Linked DNA regions of Homo sapiens: region 2 is linked to region 1. Evidence: read pairs that join two places in POLR2A ChIA-PET (ENCODE). Cell type or tissue: MCF 10A. All regions are shown on one strand. Each heading gives the region's core, and the rest is flanking DNA. Links, peaks and the distances in the headings are about the cores only.

Region 1 (2,812 bases), core at 156-2,655:
AACCCAGGAAGGAATCTAGGAGGATTCCAGAAATCAAGCCCAGGAATGAATCAAACCCAGCTGCACTCAACTCTGGACTTCCACGGTGCCTCGCGAGACTGGCTTTGCTAAGGCAAGGGCTTCTGGGTGGAGTTAATAAGAAAGCAGCATGAAAAGGTGCTTTGAGACACGACACATCGTTTCCTGCTAACGATCAAAGAATATACACAGCTGTTCCCGTTTCGGAGCAGTTCTGGCCCCAGGAGAGAGTTGCTGAGTTGCTTTCTGGAAAAGCTGGCTTTGACTTTTCAAGGCAGCTCATGCTGCTAAAGGTTGCATAGGCACAGAGAGAGGGAGCTGCCGGGGGCATGGGGGAGCCTTCCCTGATGCAACTGAACTTGAGCTGAGCTCACTATGTCTCTAGAATCTACTACCTATTCCTATTCAATAAATACAAGTATTTATTAAACATCTGTTACGTGCCAGGTCCTGTGTCAAATGATGGAGGAAGTGAAAATGCGTAAGACACAGTCTCACTTTGAAGAGTTCTCAGCCTTGTGGGCAAAGGCAGGAAGGTTCATTGTGTGGCTTGAGTGCACACAGGGAGGCTTTAAAGAATGTGAGAGGAATATGAGGAACAGATGCTGCCCTGGAGTGACTCGCATCTCGCCCGAAGAGACAAACAAGGCACCCAACAACCACAGAACCAGTAAGTGCCAAACCATGGGTACTAACCCTAACTACAATGGGTATTCTGAAAAGGCAGAAAAAATTTAAGTGATCTTAGCATAATCAGACTTGGTGAGGCTTAACATTCCTCCCTCTTCACTAAAAAAAAAAAAAAAAAAAAAAAAAAAAGTCTTCTGAACAGGCACTGCACTAGGCTCTGGGAATGCAAGCCTAGGAAAGTCCAAATCGACGCCTTAAAATGTTCAGCAGACAGTGAAGGAAACATGGAGCTCCAAACCAGGGGCTAAGTGCCACCCTCAACACAGCTTCAGGCCTTCACTCTTCCCAGGAACTGGGGACTGTTTCAGAAAGGGGGTGCCATCTCTGCTGAGCTTTGAAGGAAGGGTAGAAGTTAGCCAGGGAGCAAGGTTGGAGGTAAGGGGTTCTAAGCCCAGGAGACGCCAAGAGTATAAAATTGGGTAAATTCCTGAAAAGTCAAGGTCAAGCAATTCCTGTATAAGGAGAAGATTTGGTGAAATCAAAGAGAAGACAAACTTGAGGCCAGTAAATTATTACCCTTTATCGGTCTTAACAGACGGGAACTAACAATATATCCCTGCGAAAGATCAATGCCGGAGTGAGGCTCAAGTTCACCTCCCGCAGCCTGTGACTCACGGCACACTGACTCAGCCATGCTACCTGCAAGGAGGCACGTTAGGACAACGCAGGGACCCAGCACGTGCCAGTGAGTCTCTCTCTGTCCTAACTATGGGATGCCACCCTCCTGGGTCAGCTGACTCACCCCTGCCTGTAAATCCTAGTCAGGTCTGTAGGTGCCTGGGGAAGAATCCTACCTACCTCTGAGTAAAGACAGGAATAGAAGCTGGTTCGTCTAGAGCAGCAACACAACCAACGTTGAAAAAAGCAAACACCATTTCTGAAAATTGCATGCAGAGTGCATGGTATCAACTGACGTGTCTCCCCTAGGAGAGTGAGCCATTAATGCTTTGCTAACCACAGCGCTATCAAGACCATCGTTTCCAATCCTACAAAGGAAACACCAGGAAAAACAGAATTTAAAGGTTTTATTTGTCAACCTAAAGAGGAGGCAATCAATATCATTTGAGTGCTTTCATTACATCCGAGAAGGAAATGAAATCAGGATGCACCAGCATGGGTTTTAGGCTATGCAGCCAACAGAGATGAACCAGACGTGTCCTCAAGGAGCTTAGAATCAGGTGGAGAAAATAAGATGTCATATAAATTACCTAAGCAATAGTTGGCACAGCACTATAAGCCACCAAATGCTGCATTCTTTTTCCGCACCAACAGATCCGGTATGTCTTCAGGGAGCACCTGCGTTGGGGTGCGTTAGAGATCCATCTGGAAGGCCAGGAAGACATTCAGGACCATTCACAGCTGGAATGCTCCTGAACAGCTGCCCAAGATCCAGGCCTGGCCTTTCAGGATGCCCTGAAAATGCACTGAACAAGGCCAAGTGCAGTGGCTCACACCTGTAATCCCAACATTTTGGGAGGCCGAGGCAGGAGGATTGCTTGAGGCCAGAAGTTCAACACTAGCCAGGGCAACATAGCAAGACCCCATCTCTGAAAAATATTTAAAAATTATCCAGGAAGTGTGCCTATAGTCCTCGCTACTAGGGAGGCTGAGATGAGAGGATCTCTTGACCCCAGGAGTAGAAGGCTGTAATGAGCTATGATCACACCACTGAATTCCTGGGCAAAGAGCAAGACCTTGTCTCAAAAAAAGAAAAAAAAAAAAAAAGTGCCCTGAACCATAGAATAAGTGGACTCTGGACTCTGCCATTCTCCTACTTCCCTTTCTTGAGCCAGTTTCCACGGGCATTGGCCAAGGTAACCTAGGGTAATCCGAGGTTACCCTAGGAGAAGCAGAACTCACAGCTCACAGAGCTGAGACAGAGGAGAAGTGTGTTTGGCTTGGCTTAAACCTAGACTTCCTAGGCCAGGTCACAGTGTCTCCTCCACTTTTTCCCTTTAACTTTTGCTCAAGAGATCAGACTGATTTATAAGATAAACAGACTGCTAGCCAAGAAGTCTCCTTCCTCCCCCCTTCTTTCTGTTCTGGTAAGTTCCATACCTAAATAGAACATAGTGACTTATGGTTCCAGCCCAATTATTAAGAG
Region 2 (2,812 bases), core at 240-2,739, 64 kb before region 1:
CTTCTTTTTTTTTTTGAATGATGGTAAAATACATATAACATAAAATTTACCATCTGTTATGGACTGAATGTTTGTGTCTTTCCAAAATCCCTATGTAGAAGCCTAACCCCAGAGTGGCTGTATTTGAAGCTGCAACCTCTAAGGAAGTAATTAAGGTTCAATGAGGCCCTAAGGGTGGGGCCCTGATCCAATAGGATTAGTGTCCTTATGAGAAGTGACATCTGAGAGTGCTCCCCGACTCCACCCTGCCATGTGAGAACAGAGAAAATGCACTACCTTCAAGCCAAAAAGAGAGGCCTCACCTGAAATTGACTTGACCAGCACCTCGATGTGTCACTTCTAGCCTCCAGAACTGTGAGAAAATAAATGTCTGTTGTTTAGGCCACCCAGTCTGTGCTATTTTGTTATGGCAGTCAGAGCTGACTAAGACACCATTTTAACCATGTTTAAGTATGCAGTTCAGGGTATTAAGTACGTTACCATTGGTGTGCAAAATTGACTTTTTAATGCTGTTTAACTAGAGGTAAATAAGACCATTGTAAAAGATGGGGGATGAAATCATAAAAGCCTAAACCTCTGCATTTGGATTGCTTTTCAAGCACCTTTAAATTCTCACTCCTTTATAAGGAACCCAAACTGGAAAAGGAAATAAATATTCTGACAGTACTCTATGAAGAAAGTCTGAAGAACTTCTATTAGAGAAACCACACTCAAAAAGTCTTCCACCAAAGGGTCAATAAATGAATGTTCTTATGTTTTAAGTGAGAACGTTTTACTCTGTTGGTTTTATTTATTTTTTTATTTCCTTCTTTGACTGACTGACTCTTTTGATTAATCAGCTGATTGCTGGTGTCTACCATGTTAGATAAGGGAGCTTGTGCAAGTTCCATTCCACCTGGCTGGGTCTTAAAGGATGAATGGACTTCCACCAGGCAAGGAGAATGAGAACAAAAATCTGGGTGGAGGAAACAGGTTGAACAAAGTCACAGAAGCATGAATGTACATGACATAGGAAGGAATTGGTGCAATATCAAGTGTGACCAGGACATAAGGTCATCAGGGCCTCCCAGGAGGAAAAGTCAGCAAAGTACATTGGTCTCAGATTGCTCAATGCCTTGAAAATCATGCTAAGATACTTAACGCTTGATCCTCTGGGCAACCATTGAAGGTATTCCTTGGGGCTGTGATCTGACACAAGCTATGGTTAAGCGCAGCACATGCATTAAAGGAAGGGATAACTAACTTCAGATGTTTTCTGCAAGAGCCCATGTAAGAGATGACAGAGGTTTGAAATACATAGTGGCAGCAAAAAATGGATCTGTGGGCACAGACATGATAGGCATTTTGCAAGTAAAATTGACAGTCAAGAATAAAAAGAAGGATGTTTTTGAGGATAGTGTGGAGATTTCTGGTTTCAGCAATGGATAAAATTGAACTGGCAGGAAATTAGTCTGTAGCTTTCTTCCAAGCAAATATCCTTTTAACATGGATAAATTAATTTTAACTGGCTGCTACATATTCCCCTGATATTATCACTTTGAACAAAAGGTGAGAACAGTGTTTGAAGTGAAAAGGTTTAAGACTCTAGAGTTCAGAGTGACCTGAAACCATAAGCAGAACACCTGCCAAGGGTCTGAAATCTCCTGGAATCAGCTGCATAGCCCAACAAGAGTTGAGGTGCTACCTCTGTTGTTGTTCCTCTGGCATGATTTCTTAAGAATACCAACTGTGTGCCAAAAGCAGTCCTTTAAAATTCTCTTCCAATACAGCTGGAGAGTATATTTTTACACTGTCTTTTTTGAAACATAATAGGATTGTTAAATTGAAATAAATTGAATTTCATTGGTCAGTTGCCACTGAAAATAACCCTATCCACTTCAATTCCTTTTCAACAGGAATCATTTCAGACATTTTCATGAGAGTTTGGGCCTTAAGCCCTTTTTTTTAAATCACTCAGAGTCCTCAGTAGTAGTTAACAGACCATGAACATTAACGAGTATACCTGTTGGCTATATATTTTGTGTGTGTTAATAATTGGTAGCAAGAATGTCCACTTGAATTTAAGTTAACACTGTAATTATGTTTATCTTACCTGTGAGGTGCTTAGAATCTGACAGAGAGAAATTGATAAAAAAAATTATAACACAAGTAAAAAGTTGAAAGTATCATAGGGAGGGAAGAGGTATAATGTTTTACTATGAGGACCTGAAATGTTATCATCTTAAGCTTATAAAAATATTAACCTGGTACTCTATGTCCTCTTCCTTCATTTCTAATTTGTCTGATTCAATTCTTTGCCATCCAAATGCTTATTTCCAAAAATGGCCTCTATGTCTTATATAAAGTTCTTCCATTCTCTCTTATTCCTTTCATTACAGTCTGAGACAGGCAGTCTCTGAAGTTCTGGGATGGATGTGCACACTTGAACTTATTTAGCCCATTAATGGAGATAAAGCCTTATTCAAGTAACGCTCTAGCCTGGATTTTCTTAGAGTCAGCCTATTTTCTCTTGAGTGTAAACTTCCTAAAGTTAATACTCTGTGCGAAAAATCCAAGGAAGTGTAGATATTGTAAAAATACTAATGTCCCTCTGGTTTGTACTCCCAGACTCTAGTCCTAGAGTAAGATATTGATCTGTTTACCCTGAAGGCAATTAAGCCTGATTTCCTCTGGAATATCAACGTTGTGTTCCTTGTTATGTATTTCCTGAAAGTTTCCATTAGAAATATATCTGTTAAGAAGACAGGGACAGAGCAAGATGGTGGAAGAAAACTCTCCAGTGATTATCTCTCTGCAGAAACATCAATTTGAA

Evidence for each region. ChIA-PET counts read pairs that join two places held together with the same protein. Peaks named below come from ENCODE experiments on the same cell type or tissue, not always from the same donor. Only the 100,000 strongest peaks of a DNase experiment are listed, where the experiment ranks them.
Region 2: POLR2A ChIA-PET joins it to region 1 with 5 read pairs; 5 of 35 experiments call an interaction of 5 or more read pairs at or near these places.

What each region holds. Positions count from the first base shown.
Region 1 is chr10:6,297,994-6,300,805 of GRCh38, reverse strand. It overlaps a transcript of PFKFB3 not described here. Among named protein-coding and RNA genes, the nearest start is that of LINC02649, 27 kb to the left of the region's middle. RefSeq lists an enhancer at 720-1,919. In MCF 10A, for the core only: no CTCF peak of the experiment used is centred there; a DNase peak (open chromatin) is centred at 1,385.
Region 2 is chr10:6,361,902-6,364,713 of GRCh38, reverse strand. No RefSeq gene overlaps it. Among named protein-coding and RNA genes, the nearest start is that of LINC02656, 13 kb to the right of the region's middle. In MCF 10A, for the core only: no CTCF peak of the experiment used is centred there; no DNase peak of the experiment used is centred there.